Linked DNA regions of Homo sapiens: region 2 is linked to region 1. Evidence: chromatin loops called from intact Hi-C (ENCODE). Cell type or tissue: endothelial cell of umbilical vein. All regions are shown on one strand. Links, peaks and the distances in the headings refer to the core of each region. The heading gives the core; the rest is flanking DNA.

The links. Peaks named below come from ENCODE experiments on the same cell type or tissue, not always from the same donor. Only the 100,000 strongest peaks of a DNase experiment are listed, where the experiment ranks them.
Region 2: it touches region 1 in a loop (2.2-fold over the local background); 2 of 110 quality-filtered maps call a loop at or near these places.

Annotation. Positions count from the first base shown.
Region 1 is chr3:188,874,364-188,891,076 of GRCh38, reverse strand. LPP (LIM domain containing preferred translocation partner in lipoma) reads right to left here. Exons shown (of 12, transcript NM_001375462.1): 12 at 406-16,713. The coding sequence ends at 16,598. Among named protein-coding and RNA genes, the nearest start is that of TPRG1-AS1, 65 kb to the left of the region's middle. RefSeq lists enhancers at 7,711-8,210, 8,211-8,712. In endothelial cell of umbilical vein, for the core only: no CTCF peak of the experiment used is centred there; DNase peaks (open chromatin) are centred at 6,366 and 8,916; H3K27ac peaks cover 4,088 bases.
Region 2 is chr3:188,780,580-188,797,292 of GRCh38, reverse strand. The region is part of intron 9 of LPP (LIM domain containing preferred translocation partner in lipoma); the gene reads right to left. Among named protein-coding and RNA genes, the nearest start is that of MIR28, 100 kb to the right of the region's middle. RefSeq lists a silencer at 923-1,092. In endothelial cell of umbilical vein, for the core only: no CTCF peak of the experiment used is centred there; a DNase peak (open chromatin) is centred at 8,492; H3K27ac peaks cover 1,372 bases.

The sequences.
Region 1 (16,713 bases), core at 2,829-10,828:
GAGGAAATTCTCAATGTTTGAAAAGCATGCGTAATACAGATGGAATAAAAGTATGAACAAGTCAGCCACTTGTTTGTGATGAAAATGGAGAACCCCAACCCCACCCTAAGGGACCCATTTACTTGGATCCAGCTTTAAAAATGAAAATGTCTTTGCAAGGTCAAGACACAGAGTGGTCAAATAATTTTAGAACACCTCTGACCTTAAGTTCTTCTGTGCTAACAGTGGAAGAGAGTGGGTGCTTTCATACTCTTGTGGCACCATATTTGCTATGAGAGATATTCCGTTTCTCAGAAGACCATATGGAAAGCAAATGATGTAAAAAATGAGTCACACAGTAAAGGGGGTTAGAAGAAAAGGAAACAGAGATTATCCAACTCAAAAAGAATTCCACACATAGGCAAGTAAATGTAATAAGAAGTTTATTGGATTTCTAAATATAATAAAGTAGTTGCAACTCTTTTACAGAAAAAAGAAATATAATTTCCATATTCATTCTTATAGAGCATTGAAAAAACATAATTGGTAGAGAAAACTGATAGAAGGTAAATAGAAAAACAGGTTTTAATATAGTCAGATAATGCATAAACACAAAAGAAAATACCTAAATCACTTGCTTATAACAGATTTTATTCTCTTATTTTCATACTGAACTATGTGTGCTATTTTGGATACATCAGTGATGGTTTGTAATGTAGTGAATAAATGCAATTTGCTAAGAATACAAGAAAAAAGAGAAACCTATATTTTAGGAATACCATGGCTCTGTCAGTATCACACATATGAAAATAGACATATTCTTTATATGTTTTTGTGTGCCTTTCCCTAAGTCAGGGAATGTTATTCAGACTAGCAGCTCATCACGGTGGGGCTATGATTGTGCTTAGCTAGTAGGAAGTGCTGCTCTTAGTAGACACATTTAGCATAGAGAAAACCCGGCTTCTCACCATCTCCGCCTTATCTATCCACTTGTAAACACCATTTAACCTTTACATAAGACTATCTTCCATGGTCATAATCATCAGATTGAAACTCAGAGCAAAGCCATGCTGTGTTTCTTCCCAGTCCATTTGTTTCCAAGGAAAAAAAAAATCTCTGTATCCCAACATCCTTATGACATTACACTGAAATTTTTGAACTCATTTTCCAGCGCTAAAATCTGATCCTCTAAAAAATAAAAAAAATGACTAGTGTGGAAATTGGACAAGGTAAAAACAGAAAAGGAACATCAACAGGAAGAGTAGGCATTTTTAGTGAAAAGTATCACCCTTTTGCCAAAGAGTCAACTGGATTCATCCAATGATGATGACTAGAGCAGGGTGGTCACACTCTTGAAATTATGAAACATAGCTGTTCCAACCTCACCCGTAGCTTATGTAATGGGGCTCCTTATATGGAAAAGAGAATGGTGGCTGACTGCAATGGCATGGAGTCCATCTTCCATAGTTTGTCCCCTTTTACTTCCATTTGGTAAAACTGGGTTAGGTAGGAGACAACTTTATGACCAAGAGGACACCAAGAGCTTCCTTGGATAAAGGTTAAGTGGAGGTATCTTGCTTTGCCCAAACAGAGGCATATTCAAGTGAATATGGAGCCAACTGACTTAGAAGGAAAGGGAACGACTTGGCAAGTGTAATCTGCCAGCTGGTTGAGTCAGACGACACATTGAGAACGATCTTTTTTGGAATCATGTCCTCCCTTCAACCCTTCTCCTACAATCATGCACTGTCTACCTCGTCCTATTTACATGGACCCTCTCCTATTGCCACCTCTGGGTAAGAATGCATCACTCTAGGCTATGCTGCTGCTCCATCAACAGTATTGACAGTTTTGTCAGTGATGGAACTATGGAAACAAAAGCCATCAAATAACATACACTACTATTTTTAGGAGTCAAAGTAATGCTCTAAGGATCTGGCAAGGACATTTGGCCCCCTGAGCTTCCAATCCCCACAGCCAAGACTTTTCTATTTTCTCTCATGTTAGCCTGAGAGACAAAAGGAGAAGGAATGTGCTGACACTTTAACACTCTAAACCCACCGATGCTTAGTTTATAGAACACACATATGACACACATCCTAATACAGACTACGGCTCTATTAATTCTCTTAAACATCTTTTTTTTCCCTAAATGTTTCAATGCCATAAAGCTTACATTCCCTTGAAGCAGAGTACAGGAAACCTTAGCAATATGCTACCATCCAGTAGGATATAAATATAAAGAAGCTGTATCAGCAAGGGATGCTCAGGGAATGTGTTTGCAGCCCGTTTCACGGTAGCCGCTTGAGAGGGGATATTGGAAGTGAGTGACTTTCTTTCATTTGGCAAAGTTTCCTTATCTCAGCACCTACTCTTTCTGATGGTATGTTTTTGAAGGCTGCACAGTACGACTCTGGGTACCGTGTGTACATACATATGTAAGGAATAACGTTTATGTTGCTCAGAATAGGCACTTTTTGAAGGCAGTAAATCTAAAAGTAAAGTTAATAGAGCCTATATTTAGTGCTCATCTTCTCACTTTGCTGATGTGTATGCTGAACAGAAGATCACAGATTTGAGTCAGTCTCGCAAAGAGGCCGGAGTCGGCAAATGGCTATATTCAGAGCTGGGGAAGTCTTGCCAACTTAACTGTAGCTGTTAAAAAGGCAGACTTGGAGAAGGTGCAATCGTTTTTCTCAAAGGTGACGGCACAGAAAGAGAAAAGGCATGAAATAAAAGCCTGTGTGCGTGGCTCAGGGAAAATTACTATCCTCAGGCTCTGTATCTTCACGCCACATCTACTTCATGGCACAGATTTGCTACTTAGAAAGTCCTTTCCCTTTCCTTTTTTGTATGTCTCATAATTGCACATATTCCCTTACTTAGCTGTAGAGAAAGAGAAGCCCTAAATCTGTTAGAGTAATGATAAAGGTGTAGGTTAAAAGACAAAACAAACAAAACAAAAGTGGTTTATTATACAGAAAACATGCAAAAGCTCAACGCTACATCCAACTGTAAAGGTTTCAGGTCTAAGTTTAAATTTTCACTTAAGGCACATTAAGCCACATGATAATTTTATACATGCCAAATAATCAGACAATCAAGTGTCATGTTTAATTCTATTTGCTCTTTGAGATATTTCTTGAAAAAGAATGAGGGCATAATTCAGATTTTCAGAGGGGAAATATTCTGACTTTGCCTAATAAAGAAATGAGTCTTGGATAATTTGCTCATCAGCTTTCCCAAGAGAGGAAATGGGTAGTAAAAGGAAGAAAGTCTTTTAAAAATAATTTTGCTACTACTTTACTATAAAGTCTTGGTGACAAGATTTAGTTTCTAGGGTCCTAAATGTCTTTCATCAAAGATACTCCTCAGTTCAGACTTCTCCATTATGCTAGAAGGATGGCATGGTCCCATGTTAGTTTCAATTTGCTGCCTACAGAGGGAGGACCAAGGCACTTTAACTATTTTTGGCACTATAATCCTGATATGTTGATGTATTTGACACAATTCTAAAAACTAAGCTCAAAGTATATAGGATTAGTAAAATGCAAACTCTGCCCAAATACCAACTCCCCATTTATTATTTGAAAGTTAAAACATGAGGCCATTCCTGTCGTTGGCATTTAAATTATAAAAATCTCTTTTACTCTCAAAGTTTATGTTTGAAGGAATGAAACACATTGGGCAGATATATCATAACCTGCTCAAGCTACTCTCCTATTTCCAGTTTATAATTACTAAGTGAGCATTGCTGTCACCCAAAGAGAAAGAGAGAGAAGAAGGAACTGACTTTTTCCCTTTTATACTTAACGTCTCCCAAGAAAGAATAAAAAAGGAAGAAATGTATCTAAGAAAAGCTAGCTCTTCCCATTTTGCATTTCTTAAACTAGTTTGGAAGCAGAGTTAAACAATTTGGGGGTGAGGAACGACATTCAGACTTCATATTTACTCTCTTGTGATGAAGGAAAGAGTCAAGATAGTAACGATTACTGCTATGCCTCGGGATAAAGCACAGCAGGCACCATACAAAGTGGCAACACAATACATCAATAATGACCAAGAATAGTTCTTTACCCTTTTCCCAACAGATAGAAATATAAAGAGAGAATCACGCATGAGAGATAAATACCTGTTTCCACCCCCACCTCAAATTGCTTTGGCATATTTTAAGAGATAAATGGATCCACACAAAATTTAACTAGCTTTTTCTTCTCCTTTTTAGCTGTTACAAAAATGGGTCAGGTTTAGGATTTATTAATTTTCTGGCCTGAAAACCCAAGTGCTTAAAAATAAGATTTATTTTCTGAAGGATCAGCTTTCTTGGAAGGGGTGTGTGTGTGTGTGTGTGTGTGTGTGTATGTGTGTGTGTGTGTGTTTTGAAGACAATACAATTGTATGATCCCTAAATATGGGAGAACATATTATGTAAAGTGAAATACGAAAATTTTTATTAGTTTTTTCTTTATATTATGTGAAGATAAATTAGATGATTTATAAAGGTATTTGAAAATAATGTTTTTCTAAAAGGCTGCTTTTTTCACATTTACCACCTCATTGTCTTTTTATTCCCTCTGATGAGACAACACAGATTCCACCCATGTGAGTCTCTACTCAGGCATACTAGATAATTCTGAGAAGTGCTCAAATTGTGTCTTCTATTAATCCATTCCTGGGGTGGGAATACTCTGTCTATTCGACAAGAATCATTTTCCACTCACTGGCCACAATATTCATCAAGCCTCACAGGGAGGTGAGGCACTTTTCTTTTTTTTTTTTAATTTTATTTCATTATTATTATACTTTAAGTTTTAGGGTACATGTGCACAATGTGCAGGTTAGTTACATATGTATACATGTGCCATGCTGGTGTGCTGCACCCATTAACTCGTCATTTAGCATTAGGTATATCTCCTAATGCTATCCCTCCCTCCTCCCTCCACCCCACAACAGTCCCCAGAGTGTGATGTTCCCCTTCCTGTGTCCATGTGTTCTCATTGTTCAATTCCCACCTGTGAGTGAGAACATGTGGTGTTTGGTTTTTTGTCCTTGAGATAGTTTACTGAGAATGATGATTTCCAATTTCATCCATGTCCCTACAAAGGACATGAACTCATCATTTTTTATGGCTGCATAGTATTGAACAGACACTTCTCAAAAGAAGACATTTATGCAGCCAAGAAACACATGAAAAAATGCTCACCATCACTGGCCATCAGAGAAATGCAAATCAAAACCACTATGAGATACCATCTCACACCAGTTAGAATGGCAATCATTAAAAAGTCAGGAAACAACAGGTGCTGGAGAGGATGTGGAGAAATAAGAACACTTTTACACTGTTGGTGGGACTGTGAACTAGTTCAACCATTGTGGAAGTCAGTGTGGAGATTCCTCAGGGATCTAGAACTAGAAATACCATTTGACCCAGCCATCCCATTACTGGGTATATACCCAAAGGATTATAAATCATGCTGCTATAAAGACACATGCACACTTATGTTTATTGCGGCACTATTCACAATAGCAAAGACTTGGAACCAACCCAAATGTCCAACAATGATAGACTGGATTAAGAAAAGGTGGCACATATACACCATGGAGGTGAGGCACTTTTCTAGTCTGTGAACGTGCATCTCAACCAAAGCCACCACTCTCCCGCTCCCATTAATGTCGCCCTTATTCCTCAGGCATGAGGACTAGGAAGGGGTGAGAAGTCATTTGCTATTTAACTTGGCTCTCATTAGTCCCAAGGAATAAGCAGGTGGATGATGATACTGGCTTGATGGATGATAACACTCCAGGGAGGGAAATGCATAAAACACTTATCAGGTGTGATTATTTTAAAGGATTCTTAGATTTAATGCAGGAGATTTAATGAGAAGAAATGATATTTTTTCTCTCACTTCACATATTTTAGGATATAGCAAACAATGAAAGGAGTGAAATGAGAGGAAATAAAAAGTGGAAAGCACACCCTAAAGGTACAGCTTCCTGAGGGACGCAGCTCAAGAGAAGGAACACTTGCTTGCTGAACTGTTACGTAGAGCAACTTCTAGAGCATACATGGAGACTTTCTAGGAGGTTTTTTGAAAACAACATGGTACCAAATTCCTTGTAATTATAAAAAATCACAAAATGACAGCATCCTGGGAAGCAAAGTCTATCAAATGGCAAAGGCCAAATCTCAGAAATGCCAACAGTTCCATAACATTTGTTTTCAGACATTGTTAGCTCATGGATCGGCTCTATCGGAAATGCCTGTTGCAGCAACATGCACGTGGTGTGCTCTCAGTAAATGTGAATGGAGAGAAAGACTAAAATGCATTGCTAACCTACGGCGGTTTCTGCCTCTGTGGAACGTACATCGTGGTTCATGGGAGAGAGGCTTCTTTTAGGAATCGAGTCACCTCTACATGCCAATGAATTCTAAATGATATGGTCTTGGTTGATATTCTGAACCTGACAGTTCCAGAGAGGTTTTTGGTGAATGGAATGTAAAGGAACTCTCTCTGGGGAAATTTATTGCAATGTGCTTCCTTCTGCCCATTGTTTGTTCTTATCAGTGGCCTTTTCCCACCAACTTCCTCACAGTGCTGATCAGACAGAATACCTAGAGGTTTCCCACAAGAAGACACAGATGTGTGCAAGCTCTAAATGATCTCTAAAGACCGCAGTACACATGTGGATTTGCCACCTGGCAGTCAATTGGTCTCTGAATTTCCCTGGATGACTGGGGGCTTGGTAGTCTGTAAGAAGTCGATATTGTCCTCTAAGGTGTTCTCAGCTGTGAGCGTGGCTACTTGGAGACAGCACTGGACTTGCAAGACCTGGTTATATCCCCAAATCTGCCACTTCCCAGCTATGTCACAGCTTTTGGCAAGTCACTTAATGGCTTGAGCCTCAGCTTTCTCTTCTAGAATAGGGGTACTAATAACTGTCCTCCCTGCGCTATTTTCTGTGTGGAAGCAGTTTGTAAGCTCTCTTAGGAATTACTATTTTACAGCTCAGAAAGTTACCTCCAGGTCCTGCCCAGGAGACTGATGGCAGTTTCTGCTTACAGTGCTCTCTCATTCAAAGTTGGGGTAGAAGAAGCCACAATCATGGTCTTCCCCATGACAAAGGTATATTATTTAAACTAAATAGTCATCCAGAGCAATGAGGAAAGCATTTGTACATTTCCATAGAAAACTATAGCATAATAGAACCCCTCTCCTCAAGAACGATATCCTTTTCCACAGATGAACTAACTAGAAATAATGAGTTTTCGGCAATACCACTATCTTTTGCTTTTGACTTCTTCCTTGTTAGACATGGGGATTATACACCAATATTTCCCAACCTTTTTTTTTTTTTTTTTTTTTTGAGACGGAGTCTCGTTCTGTCGCCCAGGCTGGAGTGCAGTGGCGCAATCTCTGCTCACTGCAACCTCTGCCTCCTGGGTTCAGGTGATTCTCCTGCCTCAGCCTCCCAAGTAGTTGGGACTACAGGCGCCCGCCAACACGCCCGGCTAATTTTTGTATTTTTTTTAGTAGAGTCGGGGTTTCACCATGTTGACCAGGATGGTCTCGATCTCTTGACCTCATGATCCGCTCGCCTCGGCCTCCCAAAGTGCTGGATTACAGGCACGAGCCACCGCGCCCGGCCCATTTCCTAACATTTTTAAGGTCATTATCAACAAGTCAGATAAAAGGGGTGTACTGTTCATGGGTTAGTTACTGGGGAAGGCATGAAGCTACACAACAACTGTCAGAACGGTCTGTCTTCTAAATAGGAAAGTACAACCAGCAACAAAAAAACTCACAAATTCTAATGTCTGGCCCTCAGAACATCCTTCAGACTAATTTTAGAGATTCTTAAAAATTCAAAAAAGTAATGCAATGCCCAAAACAAAACAAATATATATGGAAGGAAAAGGAGGGGGGAAGCAACACTGTATCATGTACTACAGGTTTTGTGTGGCACCAAAGAGAACATATGCCCCAAAGGCTGGCTCTGTTTTAAAGTCGTGTAGCTTGGAACAAAATGTGCTGAAAGAAATGTAAGACCTCAAGGAATAATGAGCTCCCTGATACAGGTGATGTTTAAGTAGAGTCAGAATTGGCACTTTGGGAGGCCGAGGCGGGCGGATCACGAGGTCAGGAGATCGAGACCACGGTGAAACCCCGTCTCTACTAAAAGTACAAAAAAAATTAGCTGGGCGCGGTGGCGGGCGTCTGTAGTCCCAGCTACTCGGGAGGCTGAGGCAGGAGAATGGCGTGAACCCGAGAAGCGGAGCTTGCAGTGAGCCGAGATTGCGCCACTGCACTCCAGCCTGGGCGACAGAGCAAGACTCCGTCTCAAAAGAAAAAAAAAGAATTGGCACTTAGCAATGAATCTGTAAGGGAATTTTAATACCAAGTAGAAAAGATGGCTGGGAAGTCCTTTCTAATAATGGACTCAGACTCAATAGGAAAATAGAGATGTCCTGCTTGTTCTTTTGTGGAGGGTCAAAGGACATGTACCCTTGCTGCAAGAATAGAAGATGTAGCTGTGGATCAATAAGAATGCTCATATTCTGTGATAATAAAGTTCATGGAGGGCTGCTTCCTGTCCATACTGTGCATGCTGGGTTATATTTTGGCAGATCATCTTCTCTTCCAATTATAAAGAGATGGGAAAAGCAAGTAAATACTTCCTCAGGCTTCCTCTATGCCTTTTTCTTCCCATTCAGCCTGATTATTTGGAAGCCTTTTTTTTCTGTTAAGAAGGAATTTCCAGAATCCATGATATTTTGGCCAATGCAGAGGGTCTTCTCTGAGTATAGCCCATGTTTCCCTGTTGTGCCTTAAATACTCTTTTCTCAACTTCTAAATCAAGTCAAAGAATCAGCTCAAGATTTCTTATCAAATTTTATGTACTCCATAAAGTCTTACTAATGTCACTGGAATGACTCTTCCTGATGTCACATTCCTTCCTATTGAGTAAGTACAGATTTAAGTGGTTGGATCTTATTACAGTTGGCCAGAATCAAAGTTACTTAGGGGCTGATTCTCTAACAGTGATTATTTGGTAATTATAAATTGAAGAGCTGAGTAAGAGATAAGGATGTTGGGAGAACAAAAAGAAAAGAAAAATATGGACTCCTAAATGATTAGAGAAAGAAGCTGCTCACTTTTTCTAACATGTAACGTCTCTAGGTACAAATATTTGAGCACAGAATGAATGAATCTCGAAATCAATCAACCAGCAAATATTTATGTATAACCTGTAAAGTGTCCATATATTAAAGTAGAACCTATAAAGTGTTAATATTTAATATGAAAATATGGAGGAAAAATGTCTTATTCTGAAGAAGACAAGGATAAAAGGAAAAGGTTGAATGGAATATGAACTGACCCAGAAGTGGGAATCTCATGGATGGCATATGCATTAGCTTGCTTCCTGTTTTCAGGATGAATTTGATTTTGGCAACATCCAAAATAGTACAGAACAAAAAGTAACAGAACTGTCTGTAGACATGGGAGTTCTATCCTTCTGTAGCTTTTACACTTCTGGGTCTGAGGTTTTTTGGGGAAATTCTCTTTGGGTGATTCCAATTTCGTTTACTTTCAACCCTAAAGAAAGCCTTTCAACCTAGCCTGACTCATGGTGAACTGCCAAGTTTCACTGAGTACACTGAAAATTAGAAAATATGTTTGTGTCCACTGTTTAAAGAAGCAGCAGAGAGTGATAGGACATGACACTATGTCAATAAGTGAAGAAAAGCTGAATGAGTTGGTGATATCAGACATGAAGAGGCAAAGATTTGGACTTAAGACTTGTTTTGTGGAGCTACAGAGCTAGAATAGACGTATGTGAGCGCAACTACATACTGGCCAGGACTAAGAAGATATGGGATGGTGATTCATCAGGAAAATAACAGAGAAGATTCAGATCTTTAAAAGGGCCATGATCCTATTTTTTTTTTTTTTTTTTTGAGACGGAGTCTCGCTCTTTCGCCCAGGCCGGACTGCAGTGGCGCTATCTCGGCTCACTGAAAGCTCCGCTTCCCGGGTTCACGCCATTCTCCTGCCTCAGCCTCCTGAGTAGCTGGGACTACAGGCGCCCGCCACTGAGCCAGGCTAATTTTTTGTATTTTTTTTTTTTTTTAGTAGAGACGGGGTTTCACCGTGTTAGCCAGGATGGTCTCGATCTCCTGACCTCGTGATCGGCCCGCCTTGGCCTCCCAAAGCATGATTCTATTTTATTTGGGAATAGCATTCGTGTTTGGGGGCAACTGTAACTCTCTATAGTGGTGTAGAACACAAGATGACATGGTGATGCTTCTCTTTCTTGGTAGAACATTCCATTCGTAGGGTAGAGAACTGATTTTAGAAGCTACATTCAGTGCCAAGTTGACTGAATGCGATTGTGGCTGTTTAATAACGTTTTTATTTGGGTATGTTACATAAATGCCCACCAGAGTTAAATGAATAAGGATTTCTCTGGCCCTTAAGTGGATGGGTATCTAGGAAAAATTAACAATGCCACATAACATGAAAGGCTTAATGCAATCATCTGAAAGTATTATAAAGGAATTAGCTGCAGTGTTTCACCCCTCTCTAGTATATGTAGGTGTTTGTAGAATATTAATTTTTATTTTTAACAAAGGCTAGATGTAGAGATATTTATTCGTGCATCAAGAGACTTCTGTCAATTAAATAACAACCAGAATTTAACAGCAAAAATTAGCACTTTTTTTTGTAACTTTGAAGGGGACCTGTCAATCAGCTAAAGAAAAAAACACGCGGGGCACGGTGGCTCACGCCTGTAATCCCAGCACTTTGGGAGGCCGAGGCGGGTGGATCACGAGGTCAGGAGATCGAGGCCATCCTGGCTAACACTGTGAAACTCCATCTCTACTAAAAATACAAAAAAATTAGCCGGGCGTGGTGGCAGGCGCCTGTAGTCCCAGCTACTCGGGAGGCTGAGACAGGAGAATGGCGTGAACCTGGGAGGCGGAGCTTGCAGTGAGAGGAGATCGTGCCATTGCACTCCAGCCTGGGTGACAGAGCCAGACTCCGTCTCAAAAAAAAAAAAAAGAAAAAAAGAAAAAAAACGCATCTTTCACACAGCTCTCCACAAAATAAGGGACATGCATGTTGTAACTAAGATAGAGTCCACAATTTTTTGCACAAGGGCCAGGAAAATTAAATAGAAAAGGAAATTAGTGTCCTTTTTTCTGGATTGAAGGGAAATTCTGCCTGTAGTCTGTGATCTAAGAAAAACTGGTGCTGTCCAACCTGCTGAAAAATATTTTAGTATCAACTATTACAATATATTATTAGTCTTACAGGCTAAGTGTTAATCTGTGTTAAAATTCTGAAAATACAATAGTTATTCCTTTGCTATAAGGAAAGTTATCAAGCTGCAATGGAATAAAATAAAATGCCATCATTAAAATTATAATTTTTTGGGGTTACATTGCTTCAGACTTAAAAAAAAAATCTTAACCTAGTCTTTGAAAGATTACTTTGCATACAGCTGAGAAAACTAGATCAGTCACAAATGAATTTTCCAAGAATCTATGACCTCAGTCCCTGATGAAAATTCATTAACATGAAACAGAAAGACTCTATTATCTCATTTCACTTTACGAATAAATACAACCTAAAAAATATGCCCCTATAAAAGAAGATTTTATGGATGCCACATATATTTTCTGGTAGCCTTCCCCTTATGAATATAATCATAATTCCCTAAAATCATAATGCATTGATTTAATTTACAAAAAATCCAAGTACAGCAACACTAATAGGTAGGATGGAAAGTAGGAAAGAAAATAAGAAGAGGAGGAAGGAAGAGGAAGAAAGGAAGGGAGGAAGAAAGCAAGAGAGGAAGAATCCTTACCAAGTCATAGTAGCTTCAGTCAGGTAACTTTTTAAGGTTTGAAATAAGGCTATGCTAACCAAACAACAGCCTCATGAGAAAAGTTTCATTCTAGTTATCTGTCAAGTGAATAACTTGGCCTGAAATATTCATGGTTGCACCATATTAATGCCTCACTGAGAACAAGTTTTGAACTTGTCTGGACCACTATTAAGCAAATACAATGAAGACAATTAAAAAATATGCTGAATGGTGGTAAAGAATCAAGTTGAAGTCTCTGTCCTCATTATCTGACTAAAACTACTGTAAAATCAAATAAAAAACACTAACATCCATTATATCACCTTCTGGCATAAAAATGTTTTACTCATTTAAAGACCTATGAGATACTTCCAAGACAAGGAAAAAATAAATACTACTAGAATATATTAAGATGAAAAGTTGACTTCTCTCTCTTTCTTTTCTTTCTTTCTTTTTTTTTTTTTTTTACTTTTTTACTTTTTGGTGAGTATATTTTTGAGATTTGGTGGTTATCATTTACATCATTGACTCTTCAGTGGAATATTCATAGTAGTGTAAATAGATTCTTTGAAAATAAGGCACAAGTATATGTTGTTCTCTGATTGTCTCCCACGAGAGTGCACCAAACGAGCGATCCCAAGAAATGGACTTGAGGCACATTTTGCAGAGGTGTCTTTTTCAGTTTGCTGGTTTCCCACAGATGGCTAAAGCAGGGGTATGGAACATGCTGTCATATTTCATTCATAACACACATGTACTATAGCTCTAGGCAACAGATGGACAATCGCTTGTTTGAACTACAAATGTGAAATACTAAGGTAGAATAGCAATATTTCTAGAAATGTATATGAAAAAATAAAGCCTTTCCAAGCCAAGAGGAATGGTGAGAGGCTTTGAGGTTACATCAGTGTTTCCCTGATCTCCCTAGCAGCTGCCATAATTTCCCCAACACCCTTCAAAACTTGATAATGGAAGGATCAGGGGGCAGCCGACACAGATTTGACAAGAGAAGCCCAAACCATATCCAATAGAAATAACACTGTTATTCCTGGCTGGTTCACATTAATAGGATTTTTACTAACTAAAAAAATGGCTGGAAGTTGTGTTTTCAGAGTCCTGTCTATATTCCACTAACTCTCTACTATAGCCCCATGGAAAAAGCCCTCTCTTTCTTCCTCTGTACCCAAATATAAAATACTTGTTTAAATGTAGAGTTTCATATCCTTTAAACCTCACCATAAACATCTCTGTGGAATCTTTCATAGGGAACAATTATAGTGTTGATAAGTCCACCCCCTTAATCAGCACATACCCAGAAAAGTAATTTTGATCAGAGAAGTTGCTCCTACAGAAATAACAATGTGTTAATGACAAGAAAAAGAACCCACATCTTTGAGCTGCAGAGATGCCAGCATCTAACAACCTGATGCCTTATGCTGGGACACATGACTTATTTTTGAGTCGATTATTTATTTATTTGTTTTTTTAAACAAGCGCATGCCACCATGTCTGGCTAATTTGGTTTTTATTTTATTTTATTTTTTGTAGAGACAAGGTCTCACTATGTTGCCCAGGCTGGTGTCAAACTCCTGGCCTCAGGCAATCCTCCTGTCTCAGCCTCCCAAATTGCTGGGATTACAAGTGTGAGTCACCACACCTGGCCTTATTTTCGAGTTTTAAAGGCAATTTTCTTGGCCAGTGAGACTCCATGTTGAGTCAGTATGGTCTGGGGGTTGAAAAATTTAAGAAATCCTATTTTGATATGTTCTGCAGAGCCCATGATATAGTGGATTTTTTTCCTTTTCCATGTCTCTCTTGTTACACAGAATTACCAAATATTTATATTCCTGATACTTTTCAAAATCAGTATATTTTTACAAACTTTCTGTTATAGACTCTGATTTTTCTACTATTTATGTATTTAAACCACAACAATTATGATATTATATCAGCAGACAGTATGATTATAATCATTAAAGTAATACAATCTTTTTCTCTCTGTTGCAGGCAAAATTTCATGCAACTAAAAAAGAGTGACTTGGCATTGTTTAAATCAAATGATTAATAGAAAAGACAGTAATATAAATCATATATTTAAGAAACCCTAGAATAAAATATTGTAGGATCCTTTCCTTATTATACCTTGTGAAAGAAAAAAAAAACTCTAAATCTAAATGTTTCTACATATGTATGAGTGCACATTCATTATTATAAAAGAATAAGTCTATCTTAAAAAGAGATTTACTTTAAAAACCTTTGGTAAAGATACTCTGAGGTTATGTTATAAGAATGCATAATAAAGATTGTAAGCAAGCAGTATTCTGCTGACGATGCCACAGGGATGGGTCTGTGACAGCATTTTCTTACAGCTTTTCCTCTTGACATGTAAACATTCAGTTACACAAGGATTTAAATGTAATAAGCAAGTAGAATGTTACTGCATTTTATAGTATAAATATTCAATAAATTCTTCTTCTTTTGGCAAAATTAATAATAATATGACCACTTTAAGAGATACAATCTATCCCTCAATAAATTGGACTCTCTGCTTTGTCCTAAAGAGAATTTCTCCGAAAGTATTACATAAAAAGTTACTAAGTCAAAATTCAAGCCGATTACATTATCAGCCCTATTGTCAAATAGTCAGTGCTACTTGAGGTCATCAGCATGGTCTGGCTTCAATTTGGAAGACAGGAATTCAGAGACACAGTTGACATTGCCTCCCAAAACTAACATGCTGCCCCTAAGTGAATCTCATCATATTTCACATTATGAGAAATATACGATCAAAGATAAGAGAACTAGGGTAAGAAAAAGACAGTGGTCAAAGGAAGCTCTTAAAAGCTATAATTTTGGTGGTTCTAACACAAAACCGTTTAGTGACAAAAGCAAATGAGCCATACATTAAGGATGAGCTATAGTGACCATCGGCTTAAGAATTTCTAGTCACAAAAAAAGAATCACTTTTATGATCATTCCTATTCAAGTAAAATAAATTTAATTGGAATTCCTGAGGAATAGTTTGCAATTCAAAACACGTATCCATAATTTTTTATTTCAGTTCTGATGTTAAAATTAAAAACTAGAAAAAAAACTAGAAATCTGAACATCACTTCACAATAATGAAAAAGATATCTGTGGAATAAGGAAACGGTACATTGGAGGATGTAATTATACTTGTTATATTTGGTGTCTTAAACTGGGTATTAGGTATATAGGAATTCATTATATTATTATTTATACCTTTTTGTAGACTTAAAATACTCCATAATTTAAAAGTATATACTTGTGGGAGATTTGAAGAAAGATTTAAGAAATCTCAGTCCAAAATCCTTAGTTTACAAAATGGCAACTTGCCATGACTAAGCTAGGTGTCTCTCCTTAAGTGAAACATGTTCGAACTTAATAAGTATGGCTTGGCAGTTGGCAAGCAAGTGTTTCACTGGCTAATAAAAGTTTGAATAAAGATTCTAGGCAGAGATTCTGCATATTTTTAGCTCATAAAGACAATTTTTGTTTCAGTGATTGTCTTTGAAAGTGTGGTGTAAATGTCACATTGATGATATGAAAATGTCTCCTGCAATATGTAATTTCAGTTGCAGAAGGATTATGAGAATAATGAAACTGTGGTTTCAGAATCTTTTCAAGCTTTCTACTCTTTTGAAAGTAAACCAAACAAAACTGCACAGTTTTATTTTGTATGCTCTGATTTGCAATTGTCAGGCAAAATGGACCTGGTAATAAAAAAGAAAAAGAAGAGAATTTGAACGGTTTTTTCACAGCCTTCATCCTCTAGAGAAAAAGGCAATTTTGATAGTTGTGTTGGATATTAGAATAAACATGACAATATTTTTAAGATGAGAAGTGGGACAGTATTGAAAATGTTATCTTCTAGAAGAAATCAAGTTTGTCTGTATTACAATGTTCAGGTAGTGCGGAAAAGAAAAATCTTAAGGTAATATTGTGGGACAATAATGTTTTTTTAAACATAACCCCAAAATGCCTTTTCTAGCATATCCCACCTGTAATTTCTTTAGAAAAATATTGAAGCTTGGTTGTCTGTCACTACTTATTAGCTATGGGCCGATAACTCTTTTCCAATTAGCCTTGATCACTGGTCACTATAGATTCTGAATTCTGATGGTTGCAAATTAAATTTGGGCTTGTTCTAACTTATGTAATTTACAGCTTAAATTCTTTACAGCCTAACAAAAAAAAATTGTGCATTTCCCTCCCCAAGGACGTGAGTAGTATAAAGCAAGAGAAGAATATCCTCTTCAATACATGGGAAAAGAATGGCTACTCTTTACAGTCACAGGCAAAACGGAAATGATAGGATGGAGATTTCAAGCCTAAAAGCACCTGTGAGTTGGCAGACTCACCCAGGAAAAACTATGTGACAGCAAATACCACACTAAGAAAAGCCATTCAACCAGATGAAAAGTGAGACAAACATAGGGATTAAAAGTTACAGGAATGCAGAAGTGAATGGGATGGAGCATAATCTGTGCAAAAATGTGGAAGTCCTTGGGAACAAAGGCCCATCAAGATCCTACATGATTCAATGTGAAATGTGTATTTGGTAACAACTTTTAAAAAAAATCTCATAATTTATGTGTTTCTAAGGCAAGGTTAATAGCAGATGAAGAACAGAGACTATCGCGTAGTTTGATGGCCTTTACTCTAGTATTTCTTATCTTTTTCTTGTGTTCGTTCTTCTCAGTGCCGGCTGAACAGGTGACTGAATCTAAAGGTCAGTGCTCGCCTTGGCGGTCAACACCCTGATGCGGGCAGAGTTGCAGGTCTTGCAGAGGATGTGCCCATCCAAGGGGTAGCAGCCTTGGTTATCTCCTTCAGACAGGA
Region 2 (16,713 bases), core at 4,303-12,302, 95 kb after region 1:
ACTTTAATAGCTTCTAGCAAATCCGTGACAAAAACAGACTTCTCACGCTATTGACTTCTGTCCTCCCCTGCTATGTTAGGTTACCAGAGCCTAGAGTAACCAGCTGCATAGAGCCCTGCTGTGTTTGTATTTGCAAGAAGGAGGAAGAGGAAGAGGAGGAGGAGGAGGAGGAGGAGGGGAAAAGAGCTGAAGACAATTCCCTCTAACGGCTATTCTATTCATTGGGAAGAAAATAAAACCAACCAATTTGTTGTCAGGGCAGAGTCTGTGGAGATGGAAGCCTTGAGCTCCAATTTTAAAGTTAGTGGAAGTTTTAGAAGGGAAAGATAGGTCATTTTAGGGGGCAGGAAACGGGATGAAGAATAAGATATCTGGTTCAATCAGAAGGATATTTTGAAGATTGTGAAGAAGGGAGGACTGCAATGGGGTCTGTGTAGAAAAATGGAAAGTATCCTGGCCTAGGAATTGGAAGGCTGTGATCTAGATCTATTTCTCAAAATAATTATCAAAAAGTTGTAGATAAGATGGAATTGGCTAGCAGAAGAAATATGGTTCAAATCCAATGTGTCTTTCTACTAAATCATGTAGTAGAAAATGCAGACTGGGCTCCTATTTGGAACAGGAAATACCTTTCACTCTTCGGGTCATGTTCTTAACTAAACATGGTTTCTTCGTGCTCATCTTACTTTCAGCTCTGGGAAACGATGAGGAGAGTTGGAGAGATGTTGAATACATGGTGTGTGGCTAGCAACCACAACACTTAGGGAAAAGGTTCCCCCAGTCACTTACTCATGATGTTGCTTCCATAGCTCCCCTATTGCCAAAGACCTTTCAGGAAAAGCCTGTAATGGATGGGTGGTATAAAATAATAAAATGGCTAGGCTTTCCTGTACTTTTGGGAAAAAGGCCAAAATGCTTAGCAAGGCCTAAGTCCTTCATGGTTTATCTCTCAAAACTCATCCTGCATCATGCTTCTCCCTCAGTCTCTGAGCTCTGACCACACTGGCCTTCTTTCAGTTCCTCAAATCAGCGTGCTGCACTGTCTGGAGATGTCTAAACTCCTACTCACTCCTCATAACTCAGTGAAGTATCACTTCCTTAGGAATGCCTGTCTTAATCTCTGTCTAAGTCAGGTTCCTGTGTTTTAATTATCTTAGGACAATACTCCTTTCTTTTAAAACACTCTGTCCATCTCCCTTAACAGAATAGAAACTTCCTGAAAGCAGGCCACTTGTCTGTTTTTGCTCACCACGGAATTTCCAGTGCCTGACATGTGATAGGCTGTCAACTGAGATTGGCTGAATAACTGGATAAGCATTTTCTTCTTCAAAAATAAGGCGCACCCCACCAACTGTCAACAAGGAGGAGTAAGAGATTAAATTATCTAGTTGGTGCAAATCGAATCTATATGTTAGTCATTGATATAAATCAGACCACTGCAGAAAACACATATAGGAATAAAATACATATTATGTAGGGAAAATGAATTTTATATACTCTGTTAATATATAACCACAAAATTCGATTTGGAAAATTGCAGGAAAGTATGCTGATCCACAGTAGCTGATGACGATGATGATGACGATGATGATGATGATGATGAAAGCATGACAGAGACTAGATAAATTTGAACCAAACTAATTCCTCTTCTTTTGGGGGTATACAGTGTGGCCACATTTCCAAGCATTCTTTGTTACTGTGTGAAAGTGAATGAGCCCCAGCCAATAGAATATTTGTAGAAGGAACACTGTTTTACATTTATGAGTCTGGAAACTGTAACCATCCCACCACTGTCCCAGAAGATCCTTAATACTCTCTTCTAATTTTAATTCACATAATCTGGCATAGGACCTCTAGGCTTTAGAGACTGGTGGAACCACTGGATGGAATAAGACAGAGTCTCTGAATCCCACGTGGAATGCACTGGCTAAACATGGGGGATTTTTGTCAGACAAAAATAAACTTGCATTGTGTTAAATCCCTGAGATTTAAAAATGTGTTTGCTAGAGTAGTTAGAATTACTTGCTCAAACTAAGACATTAAGAAAATCACGTGTATTTTTTAACGTTATCTTTCCTGATAACACTTTGGGTAAAAACATAAAGGTAGATTTCATTAATCAAATTTACTTCTTTTGTTTTTGTTTTTGTTTTGTTTTTGAGACGGAGTTTTGCTCTGTCGCCAGGCTGCAGTACAGTGGCATGATCTCAGCTCACTGCAACCTCCACCTCCCGGGTTCAAGCAATTCTCCTGCCTCAGCCTCCTGAGTAGCTGGGACTACAGGCACACACCACAACGTCCAGCTAATTTTTGTATTTTAGTAGAGACGGGGTTTCACCGTGTTGGCCAGGTTGGTCTTGATCTCCTGACCTCGTGATCCTCCTGCCTTGGCATCCCAAAGTGCTGGGATTACAGGCATGAGCCTCCGCACCCGGCCTCAAATTTACTTCTAACACGGCTAGCTACCCATTCCTACTGCTCCATGGTTTCTGTAGGTTCCCGGGGCTGAGCATAATCTTGGGGCCATTTTTTTCTGGCTCTTGTCCAATAAAGAAAAAAAAAACCTTTGTCATGGTCTCTGCCTCTGCCAAAGACCTTCCTTAGTGAGGTGCACAAGGACCCCCTGAGGTAGCCCTTCTCAGCTTGTATTAGGTGATATCGAATTCTTTTTTGTGCTGAATCTCAAATCTCCTCGATGGCTTTTTCCAACAAATCGTTTTTCTAACACAAGGAAATGGGTTTGATAAAGATCACTTTTTTTCTATTTGCCCCTTCTTGCCCTCTAATATGAATCCAGCTAAATATAAATTGGGAGTAAGACAGAGGTAGGAGAGTCACTTAAATTGCAGTTTCAGAATATGCCAGAAACTTAGAGAACAAAATACAAATTCACCTTTTATGCTGGTGATACTTTGGGAAATGGCAAGTTCTCCTCCCTACAAATGAGCCATTAAAAGTCTGACTTTTACGTAATATTTATTATTAAACAATGATAAATAATAACAAAACTGCCCATGTCTGGGCCTCACTTTTAGAGATTCTGATTTTATTGTTCTAGGGCAGAGATTTAGGCATCAGAATCGAAAAAGAAAATTCTCCTGGTGATTCTAAAATGCAGCTAGAGTTGAGAACCAGTGAGATATACCTCTATGTAACTATCAACTGTCAATACAAATTATCCATGTATAAATATTGTACTGCAGGGAATAAAATGTAATATGCTTACAGAGACCTCTCCAAAACAGCTTCTAAAATCAGGCTGAATTCATTGCCTGAAGAAAAGCGTCCTTTCTTGTCATGATTTCTGCCCTTTATTAAAGCACCTTAAGTTGGAGCTATGAATAGTCTCGGTGGGGCAGTCCTGGCTGGAGGGAAACTAAGGCAAGGACTTGTGTCCTGCAAAGGCAACTACATAGACAGTCACTTCATTTACCACATATAAGAGGCCCAGACTCCTTTACAAACATGGGAATATGAGTTCCACAAGGGCAGAGACTAATGTACCTGGTTGCCACCTACAATACTGGCCCTAGCACCTAAGGGCACACCTTCTTAAAGATTCTTTCACTGATATTAAACCCAATTAGACGGAAGGCTAGAAAAGTTGCCCATTTACCCATACAGAGAGAAGACAGCTTCCAAGAAGGCCTGGATACCCTTCTGCTAATTAATAAAGCACATATACTCCCATATGAGTAGGCTTTACTTAAAGGGCAGGCTGGCCGCTTACTCTTATGTCAGGACATCATTGAAATGACAGGTTAGATCGCTGATGTGGGTCTCAATTTTGCTATCAGTATAATGAGAAAGTGGCCGGGCATGGTGGCTCATGCTTGTAATCCCAGCAGTTTGGGAGGCTGAGGTGGGAGGATCACCTGAGGTCAGGAGTTCAAGACCAGTCTCTCCAACATGACAAAACGCCATCTCTGCTAAAAATACAAAAATTAGCTGGGCGTGGTGGTGGGTGCTTATAATCCCAGCTACTAATGAGGCTGAGGCAGGAGAATCGCTTGAGCTCAGGAGGCATAGGTTGCGGGAACAGAGATCGTGCCACTGCACTCCAGGCTGGGAGACAAAGCAAGACTTCATCTCAAAAAAAAAAAAAAAAGGATAAATGAGAAAGGGAGGCTTGACTAATCTTCATAATCTCTTCCTTCTAGACTGATACGTACAAAGTAACTTCTCTGGGCCTCTACTACTGTCTGCCAGCCCCTCTGACACTGACAGCCACCACAGCTGGGCTTCCTGTGATGTGGACCGGTGCCCACCAGAGGGACTGGAGGCATACTGACTCGCAGTGCACGGCCCTGTCTTCTTCCCCTCTGCGGAAGCTTCAAGATTCTGTCTCTTTCACTCTGCTTGATAAAAATCTTCCTTCACGCAAACCAGTGAGGAGACTTTAAATTAAATCCAGCATCATCTTAACCTCATACTCTCCATACAGCTGATACTTACTTAAATGCAGTGCCTCCCAGTATTCCAAAAGTCTTGTGATCAGGGTGGGTGACTGAGCAGAGGGAACTCACTCTGATTTTACTTTCTTTACTTCTGATTTCAATCACATTATGAATGAGCGGGAAAAAAGAAAGAGTAAATTAATCTAATGTATTCTCACTTGTTTTTGTTATTTTTCTTTGCCTCACAATCAACCAGGTTTGTTTACACCTAGAAAAAAAACCAAAAAAACAAAAAAACTGTGGGCTTTCCGTTGGTTTGCACTGAACTGCACTGCATCAGAGAAGCTGGTCCTGCCAGCTGAACAGCAGCCCTTTGAGAGAAGAGGGAAGGGGCAATTCTAAAATGCTGCCAGTGAAGATTTTACTGGGACCTGAACAGAAAGGTAGGATTTGGATTGTTGCTTCTCACCGGCAGCAAACCTGGTATGTCTGGCACAATCTGAGGAGGAGGCAGTGAGCTTGCGGTAAGCAGGCAAAGGAGGTGAGTATGGAGCTGCTCCCAAGGGCTGTAAATGTTGACTGTCACAGGCTGAATCCATCTGATTGGAGCTGAAACTAAGAAGGATGAAAAACGTTTCTCCAAGCGGGAACCATTCCAGGTGTTCTCTCCTTTCCCTGTTACACAAAATCTTGAAGGGCGTTAAGTTGTTAACTCGTATCCTGTCCTACAAACTCTGAGAATAGATATACATGATTAGGCTACACACGGTGCTTGGGCTGAGAGAACAGAACCAGGAGGATGGCAGTGGGAAGAAGGACAGCCTGGTATAGCAGCAAAAACAGGGCACTTGGTTGGGTTCAGAAGACCTTAGGGTCTGTGTTGTCTTAGGCGCTTACTCACTAGAGCTCATCCATTCCAACACTAATAGAGCATCTACTATGTGTTAAGCACCAGGTAATGGCAGGGAACTTAATAGTGTCCTCAACACAACAGGGGGACAGAAACTTTCCCTGTCCTCAAGGAATGGGGTGCAGGCAAACAAAACCAAAATCTATACTAAAAAAATAACAGGTGCTATGAAGTGAGACATGCAGCATGCTCTGAGCAGGACATATGAGCAGGACAACGCAATCTTGTGAAGTCAGAGGGGGCTCCATGGAAGAAGTGAAAAATCAGCTGAGACCTGAAGGATGGCAATGTACTGGCCAGGCAAAAGCCCAAGACGAGTGTTCTAGGTACAGAAAGATCACACACAAAAGACTACGGATAGACTAATCATGGTGCAATGGAGAACAGTAGTTCCATGTGTTTGCATCACAGTGGTAAAAAAAAAAAAGAAATGAGGCTAGAGAGATACAAAAGCATTTCATCTCAGTCACTTAATTGCTGGAGCCTATTCATTCAGAACATACATCACCAACACAAGGCCAATGACAAACGATCGCATAAACAAGAGAAACAGAAACATGTGAAGAAGTTTAGCTTTTATATACAGAACAACTAGAGACAGAGCATTGGGAAGAGGGACTCATTGAAGAGTTTTAAATAGGGAAGCAACAGAATGAGGTTTGAATTCACAAAGACCATTCACTTTTCCTTTAGGAAGCTATTTAGCAGTAAGAGAAAAGCATAGAAATGTAGGTGGCAGAAGGGCTGGACAGAACGCAGAGTGAGTGTGCACCCATTTCTCCCAGAGCAGGACCTTGATCTGCAGAATGACCATGCTCCTGAGAGGCAATGGATGGTCTCTAGGGGCCCTTCCACTCTGAGGCCTACATTTCATGATTGCTGACAGACTGCAAGATACAAGAAAAGCCACAGGTAAGTCACCCGCTTGTCCATCATGTTTTGGGACTGAGGGCAAGGCTTCTGCCTAAGCAGGATTATTACCATTTTTGACTTTTGAAGTCACATAAATCTAAAGTGTCTAAAGTGTTTTTCTAAAGCGTTTTTTTTTTTTTGAAGACTTTTCTACTTGGGTCAATTAAGTTGGGCAAAGCAGTGAAAAGCACCATCGCTACCTAGAATAAGAAAAGCTGAATTCTACGCTATATGCTAACATTTTTTTTTTTTGGAGACAGAGTCTCACTCTGTCGCCCAGGCTGGAGTGCAGTGGCATGATCTTGGCTCACTGCAACCTCCACCTCCTGGTTCAAGCGACTCTCCTGCCTCAGCCTCCCGAGTAGCTGGGATTACAGGTGCCCGCCACCACACCCGACTAATTTTTGTATTTTTAGTAGAGACAAGGGTTTCACCATGTTGGCCAGGCTAGTCTTGAACTCCTGACCTCAGGTGATTCGCCTCCCAAAGTTCTAGGATTACAGGCGTGAGCCACTGCGCTCAGTCTGTATGTTAACTTTAAAAATACACAACACACACACATTTATTCATTTAAAAATTCAAAAATTCAACTGTCATAGAAGGGTAGAGAATGAAAAGTAAAACTCTTTTCCAGAGATAATCACTAAAAGATTGGGTAATACTTATACAGGCATGTATCAGATTGCTTATACATGCCTGTATAAGCATGTACACACACACACACGCACACACCACACACACATTCACATATAAACACTCATGTTTGAAATTTTTCTTCAAACACAAATCAGATCCTTTATGTCCTATTTTGTACCTTGTTTTTTCCTAAAATAGTTTTTAAGGTGTCTTTAATTAGCATATATAGATTTGTCTTATTTTTCTGATAGCCTCCATGTTATTATTGCATGCAGTTGCTGTACTTTATTTTACTAGTCCTTTTATTCTATCATAAAAATGTTGCAATGTGTATTCTGAAACAGAATACCACTGTGCCTTTATGCAAATACGCCTACTGTCTGAAATCGAGTTGCAGGGTCAAAAATAGTGCACACCTAAAATTTTGAAAGATAGTGCTAAATTTTGTTTCGAAAAGGTTGTATTAATTTGTACTCCTATCACAAGCCCATGTGAGTACATGCTTCCCATACTTTTGCCAATACCAAGCATTGAACTTATAAATGCCGGCTGGTCTGAGAATGAAAAAATAATATTTTAAACTGTATTTCTTTAAATAATTTGAACATCATTTCATTGGTTCATTTGTTATTTTTATTTTCTCTTCTGTGAATTGCCTGTTGATAGGTTCACTCTTTTTGTCTAATAAATGATTCTTTTAAAACCAATTTCATGAGATTTTTAAAATATATAATCAAAATTATTGGCATCAATGTTGATTATTCCTGTAAACATGAATAAGTAAGTGAGCTGGTTTCCAACTTTGTGAGGATTAAATGAGAAAATGGGTTTGCAAGCACATCAAAAGCTGGAAAGCACCACAGACACATAATTCTTGTATGTTAGGAAGATTTATTTACGTGAATGTTTTGAATCATAGTACATGCATAATCTGGCCACACCATGTGACAGAACGAGGTAAGTGCTTACTGTCATAAAGTATAAGACCGATTAAGGGAATAACCTGAGTAGCTCTTTTTGAATTAAATGTACAGGCTTAGTCAGCTGCTCAAGGCCAGCCCCCTGGGCCCAGCTTTCCTGATTTTCAGTTCAGTGTACTTTCCTCTAAATCAGACATGTTATAATAACCGTTCAACAACAACAACAACAAAAAGGGTTCCAGAACATTGCAATAAAGTGACTATTGAATAAAGTGTGTCACACTTATTTTTTTGGTTTCCCAGTGCAGTAAAGGTTATGTTTACACTATATGGTAGTCTATTAAGTGTGCAATAGCATTATGTCTAAAATAACAATGTACATACCTTAATTAAAAAATACATTGTTGCTAAAAAAAAAACCCAACAACAACAAAAGACTCACTATGGATGAGGTAACACATTCAGTAAAAATAACTGAGGTTAGTGGCCACAGACTGGGAGGAACAGCAAGGTCTACAGGGATGGAGTCAGCAGGCACAAGAGCAGCCACAGAAACTGAGAAGGGGCCCCAAAGACTGATGATGCAACACGGACAGTCAGCATAAGTTAGACCTTGATTCATTCTGGTCTATACTATGTGGGAAAGATGAAGAAAATGGAAAAAACAAAAAATGAAATGAGTGCTGGCAAGATTCACAGGAAATGACTAAAAGGTTTAGAGCCGGGGGGGCGTGCTGCAGGGTTGTAGGAATCGGAACCATTTAGCCAGGATGTGATCATTTACCCCACTGCTACCCCTTTGATGCTTATACAAAGGGTTCTGTAGTCAGTGATGTCATCCTTCTTCAACTCAGTACAGCCCCAGAGTCAAGAAACACTTACTCGGTGCTTACTGCAGGATGCAATGAGAAACAAGACATCAACCCTCCCCTTAGGGAAAATGTATAGCTACTGAGGTATGTGTCAAATAGGTAATTTAAATACAGTCTTCTAAATGCTATGATGAGGAAAAGCAGAGGATGCTATTACAGGATGATGGGGAGGATAAGGCACAAGAATCACACATACTTGAGGGAAAAGTGATGTCTAAATGGAGGCCTGAAGGAGGAGAGTTTTTGGCTAGGTGATTGGGATGGAGATGGGAAAGCTACACATTCCATCAAGGACAAGTGTTTACCCAGCCACAGGCATGAGACAATCTCTCTGTTTTGGGTGTGTGTTTAGGTATGTGTGCACAAGTGGATGTGCATGTGTGTGCATGTGGCTATGAGCTCTTTACATGGTAGTGTGAGGAGTATGAACTGTCTCTTCCAAGTAATGAAAAGTCACTAGAAAACACTGAAGGAACTTGTCTCATAAATGAAAGAAGATATAAAGGAAGCCAAAGTATTATGTCAGAAATTGGTTAATAAGTGGATAAGAGGGGATACTGAAGGAAGAGGAAGGATACAGGCCAGCTCCTGTGCCTTTGGTTGGAGCAACAAGGTAATGCCATTCATGGAAAAGGAACACAGAGAGGAGCAGGTTTAAAAGGGAACACCTTGGGTTCTGTCTGAAACTGTTGCATTTGTGGGCCTATGGGCCAATCTATGAAGACTGCAGGCTAAAATGATAGATACATATCTGGAGCTTACAGAGAGATCCAGCTGCAGATTTTGGCCAGAGAGTTCTCAGCACACAGATGATATTTGTACTCACGGAAGCAGATGAAATAACTCAGGAGTACAGATTGAGACAAGAAGGGAGATTAGGGCAGAACTCAAGAAAAATGGAGAATTTAAGGAATGAAGAGAGGAAATCTATTAAAAACGGTAGAAAGTTGTGTACAGCGATAGGAAGAAAACCCAGAGTGTACGGTGCTATAGAAGTCAAATGAAACAAAGATAGAGTCAACATCTTTAAATGCTGCAAGAGCTCAAGAATGATAAGGACTGAAGAGTCTTAAGTGTATTAAACATCAAAGAGGTCACTGGTGATGTTCAGAAGTGTGGTGTAAGTGGAGAGGTGGGGATAGAAACTGAATTACAGGGAGCTGAACTGTTAGTAGAGCAAAGACAATAAAGCTTAGATGTATGTGTGTGTGTGCGTGTGTGTGTAAGAGAGAGAGATCTAAAGTTGTCAAAGGGTTTTTAATTTTGATTTTAAATTTATATTTAATTAATTTTTCAGTTAATGTAGGAATTTTATTTCAAATCTAAAATTGCCTTTTCTATAAATTAAACTTTAAATTTTCTTATAATTGTAGATTCATATGAAGTTGAAAGAAATAACGTAGAGATCTAAGTACCCTTTATCCAGTTTCCCCCAACAATAATACCTTGTAAAACTATGGTACAATATTACAGCCAGAATATGAGATTGATACAGTCTATCAATCTTATTCAGATTTCTCCACTTGTCTGTATATATGTGTAAGTTCATGCAGGTGTGTGTGTATTTGATTTATGTAATTGCACTGCCTGTATAGATTAATGTATCTGCCACCATGGCAAAGATACAGAGCAGTTCCATCACCACAATGATCCCTTCTATTGTCCTTTTATAACCACAGCTACCCCAAACCCCCAATTCCTAATCCCTGACTTCTTGTCTCCCATCCCTAACTCCTGACAAACACTAATCTGTTCTCCATTTATATAGTGTTATTTCAAGAATGTTATATATAGAATCATACAGTATGCAGCCTTTGGGGGTTGGCCCTTCCCACTCAGTATAATTCTTTTGAGATTCACCCAAGGTGTTGCATATATCAACAACTCCTTCCTTTTATTGCTAAATCGTATTCCAGGGTAAGAATGTGCCACCGTTTAACCATTCACCTGTTGAAAGACATCTGGGTTTTTTCCAGGTTGGGAATCTTACAAATATAGCTGCTATGAACAAATATTTGATTTGTTCATTTCCCTGGGATATACAAGTCTTCATTTCCCTGGGATAAATGCCCAGGAGTGCAACTGCTGGGTCACATGGTAGTTGCAGGATTAGTTTTAAAAGAAGAAATTCCCAAAACTTTCTCTAGAATGGTTGTTCCATCTTATATTCTCATCAGCAAAATATAATTGATGCAGTCTCTCCACTCCACATCCTCTTCTGCACTGATGGTTGGTTTTTTTTTTTTTTTTTTTTTTTTTTTTTGAGACGGAGTCTCACGCTGTTGCCCAGGCTGGAGTGCAGTGGCATGCTCTTGGCTCACTGCAACCTCTGCCTCCCAGGTTCAAACAATGCTCCTGCCTCAGCCTCCCAAGTAGTTGGGATTATAGGCACCCGCCACCATGCCCGGGTAATTTTTTTTGTATTTTTAGTAGAGACAGGGTTTCAGCATGTTGGCCACACTGGTTTCGAACTCCTGACCTCAAGTGATCCACCCGCCTCAGCCTCCCAAAGTGCTAGGATTACAAGCATGAGCCACCGGGCCCAGCCTGCACTGATGTTTAATATCATTAGCACTTTGAGAAAAGCAAGTCAAACTATAATGAGATAATTACTACACACCTATCAGAATGGCTAAGATAAAAAATAGTAACAAAACCATCATGGTACCTATTTGAGACATGTCAGCATACTGATGATATCTAAAAGCTTGGGAGGATATGAGGGTGACTAAAGAGAAAATTGAGAAAGAAAATGATCCCAGAGAGACTGGACAACTTAGGAGTCAGGGAGAATACAAAACAGCAAAGGTAACTGAGACATAGGTAAAGAGAAAATCAGCAGGCTGGTCCTATGGAAACAATGTGGAGATTCCTTAATGAACTAAAAGTAGAACCACCATTTAATCCAGCAATCCCACTACTGGGTATCTACCCAGAGGAAAAGAAGTCATACGAAAAAGATACTTGCACAAGCATGTTTATAGCAGCACAATTCGCAATTGCAAAATCATGGAACCAACCCAAATGCCCATCAATCAACAAGTGGATAAAGAAACTGGGATGTGTGGGTATGTGTGTGTGTGTGTGTGTGTGTGTGTATATATATATATGATGGAATATATATATATATATATATGATGGAATATATATATATGATGAATATATATATATGATGGAATATATATATATGATGGAATATATATATATGATGGAATATATATATGATGGAATATATATATATGATGGAATATATATATATGATGGAATATATATATATGATGGAATATATATATATGATGGAATATATATATATGATGGAATATATATATATGATGGAATATATATATATGATGGAATATATATATGATGGAATATATATATATGATGGAATATATATATATGATGGAATATATATATATGATGGAATATATATATGATGGAATATATATATATGATGGAATATATATATATGATGGAATATATATATATGATGGAATATATATATATGATGGAATATATATATATGATGGAATATATATATATGATGGAATATATATATATGATGGAATATATATATATGATGGAATATATATATATGATGGAATATATATATGATGATGGAATATATATATGATGGAATATATATATATGATGGAATATATATATATGATGGAATATATATATATGATGGAATATATATATATGATGGAATATATATATATGATGGAATATATATATATGATGGAATATATATATATGATGGAATATATATATATGATGGAATATATATATATGATGGAATATATATATATGATGGAATATATATATATGATGGAATATATATATATGATGGAATATATATATATGATGGAATATATATATATGATGGAATATATATATGATGGAATATATATATGATGGAAATATATATATATGATGGAATATATATATATGATGGAATATATATATATGATGGAATATATATATGATGGAATATATATATATGATGGAATATATATATATGATGGAATATATATATATGATGGAATATATATATATGATGGAATATATATATGATGGAATATATATATGATGGAATATATATATATGATGGAATATATATATATGATGGAATATATATATATGATGGAATATATATATGATGGAATATATATATATGATGGAATATATATATATGATGGAATATATATATATGATGGAATATATATATATGATGGAATATATATATATGATGGAATATATATATATGATGGAATATATATATATGATGGAATATATATATATGATGGAATATATATATATGATGGAATATATATATATGATGGAATATATATATATGATGGAATACTATTCAGCCATAAAAATGAATGAAATAATGGCATTCACAGTGACCTGGATGAAATTGGAAATTATTATTCTAAGTGAAGTAACTCAGGAATGGAAAACCAAATATCATATTTTCTCACTGATATGTGGGAGCTAAGCCACGAGGACGCAAAAGCATAAGAATGATACGACGGACTTTGGGGATTTGGGGGGAAGCGTGGAAGGGGGACGAGGGATAAAAGATTACAAATATGGTGCAGTATATACTGCTTGGGTGATGGGTGCACGAAAATCTCACAAATCACCACTAAGAACTTACTCATGTAACCAAACACCACCTGTGCCCCCAATAACCTATTGAAAAATTAAAAACAAAATCGGGAGGCTGGGGTGCCAAGGAAGTTGGGAGGGACAGTTTTGTAAGAATGAGATATCAAGTTAGGTAAACACTGATTAGACTCACGGTTTTGGCAACATGGAAGTCCCTGATGTCCTCAGCTAGTCTATGAAGGGATAGGGGCCTGGTAGCAGGCAGAATACTTGATAGAAAAATGGAGGCAGGATTTTTTTTTCTTTTTTTAAAAAAAACTTTTATTTTAGGTTCAGGGGTATATGTGAAGGTTTAGTCACATAGGCAAACTCATGTCATGGGGGTTTGTTGTACAGATTATTTCACCACTCAGGTATGAAGCCCAGTACCCAACAGCTATCTTCATTCCTCTCCCTCCTCTCCCCCTCCACCCTCAAGTAGATCCCAGTGCTTGTTGTTTCCTTATTTGTGTCCACGTGTTCTCATCATTCAGCTCTCACTTATAAATGAGAACAAGCAGCATTAGTTTTTCTATTCCTGCATTACTTTGCTAAGGATAATGGCCTCTAGCTCCATCCATGTTCCTGCAAAATACATGATCTCATTCTTTTTTATGGCTGCTTAGTATTCTGTGGGGTATATGTACCACATTTTCTTTATCCAGTCTGTCGCTGATGGGCATTTAAGTTGATTCCATGTCTTTGCTATTGTGAATAGTGTGGAGACAGCATTTCTAATATCCAACTTTCCAGAGTTTGGCTGTGAAGGAAGGGATAAAGCAATAGCTACAGAGAGCTGTGGAGTCAATGGAGGGAAAATATGGGCCAAGCTGGGGCACAAATGGATGTTGACGAGAAGAATCCCATTGGGTAGGATAAAGAATGGATGATCCATGGAGCCAGGGCACTCAGAAGACAGGGGAAAAAGGGACCAGAGATACATGGAGACCAATTGGCAACTGATAATCTGATAGGCACTAAGGGACAGAAAGGATGGGCACAGATTTGAGAGCAGAAGCTGAAAGAGTTTCTTCTGGCAGCTTTCATTTTCACTATGAAGAATGAGGCCAGGGCATCCCTTGAGAAGGAAGGAGTGGGGAAGGGAGATAGAAGTCACAGTAGAGAATGTCTGAAACAGTTGAGAGCAGGGTGTAAGAATGTAGGCTGTGGGTGGGGTCAAGGCGCAGGTCAAGGCTGGTCACAACTTATAATGATATGATTATGCCCGGCTGTGTTTTGTTTTTTTTTTTCCCAGCAACATTCAGCTGTTCTGGCAAGCAAAAGACAAGTGGCTGGGTTCATCTGCATCAGAATATTGCTAGGAGGGTATAACAGGAGAGAGAGGCTAGGAACTGCATTCATGATCTATTTGACAGAGAAGGCATGACATGACAGGTATCTTCAGGGTAAATCTCTATAGTCACAGTTAGCATTTATTAAACATATCTTAGGAGGCAGATACTGTGCTAGGCAATTAAACCACATAAACTCATTTAATATTCCCATTAATTCAACATGATAAGTATTCCCTTTTATTAACCTCCTTTTATAGATGAAAAACCTTTGCTTTAGAGAACTAAAGAAACTTGATCCCTTTCACAATGTAGGAAGTAGCAGGATCTGGGTTCAAATTGATATCTCTCCAATTCAAAGGTTCTGTACATTGCTTTTCAGCTTCCAGGTACATGATGCCTGAGACAAGTGGCAAGGATGGTCCTGAAAGTGATGAGATACTGAGTTTTGATCTTTGGATTTGATATTTCCTGATGTGAATTTGCAACTGGAGATGAAGCCAAATTCCCTTTAGTTGAAAAAAGTATTAACTGGTATTACAACATTATTTCCATCCAAGGCAAATGAATAACTATGATACTCTTTCAAGAAGACAGGATATACTGTGGGCTTTGGTACAAGCATATCAGAAGATCCATGTAAAAAGATGTCCTTTTTCTGTGTTTCATGTGTGATATGGTTTGGCTGTGTCCCCACCCAAATCTCATCTTGAATTGTAGTTCCCATAATCCCCACGTGAAGTAGAAGGGACACAGTGGGAGGTAAGTGAATCAAGGGGGGTGATAGATTTTTTTTTTTTTTTTTTGAGACGGAGTCTTGCTCTGTCGCCCAGGCTGGAGTGCAGTGGCATGATCTCAGCTCACTGCAACGTCCGCCTCCCGGGTTCAAGTGATTCTCCTGCCTCAGCCTCCTGAGTAGCTGGGACTACAGGCACCCGCCACCATGTCCGGCTAATTTTTTTGTATTTTTTTTTTTTTAGTAGAGATGGGGTTTCACCGTGTTAGCCAGGATGATCTCGATCTCCTGACCTCGTGATCCACCCACCTCGGCCTCCCAAAGTGCTGGGATTACAGGTGTGAGCGACCGCACCGAGGCAGGGGGTGATAGTTTTATAAAGGGCTTTTCCTTTTTTGCTTGTCTCTCATTCTCTCTCCTGCCACCCTGTGAAGAGGTGCCTTCCACCATGATTGTAAGTTTCCTGACGCCTCCCCAGCCGTGTGGAACTGTGAGCCAATTAAACCTCTTTTCTTTATAATTGCCCAGTATCAGGTATTTCTTCCTCACAGTGTGAAAACGGATTAATACAAACTTCATGTTGGAAAGACCACTATAAGTCATTTTCTCCACTCCCAGTCCTTGACAAAAGTACTGTCCATAGCATCTCTGAAGAGTGGTCATCCAGTCTCTTTCCTTCCAGTCACAAAATGCTAGAGATCACTCATGTGTCCACCTTCCTTTTAATGTAGTACATATTGCTAAAGGTTAAGTCCTACTTATGGCACTAGCCACTGTTCCAAATATAATTTTATTTGACATTCACAAAACCCCTATAAATACTATTATAGCCGCTTTACACAATGAATAAACTGGAAACCCTCTTTATTTCTCCCGGTGAGTTCCTCCCAGTGAATACACATAACACCAGTCTAACTTCCCTTTCACTCAAAACTCTCAGTGCTGTCAGTCTGAATCCGGTAGTGCCTTTTGGCACCAGATTTGTGCTCTAAGTACAACTTGATGAGGAGATTGCTCAATCTCCTTTGAAAGTGTGATCCATTGCCTAATAGCTGAAAGTGTCTCCTCCATTACTGGAATCAGCTGCCCAGCACTGGGATTACTGGAAAGAACTGTTGTGATGGGAACATTTGATCACATATGTAAATTTTCTGGCATCTTCTGAAAGGGACAGTGGGCTGCATCTGATAAAGACATGGATCCAGAAACAATGTAATGAGAATGAGAATGGCGGGGTGGGATCCTGAGGGGGGATGTGTGGAACAATGGTCTTGAGGTCAGGAAGGTAGAGAAGAGGAACGTTTTCACTAGAAGGGAGAAACAAGGAGAGGAAGTGGACTTTTACTAACATTCCAGACTGAGTAGAAACCTGGGGAGCATGT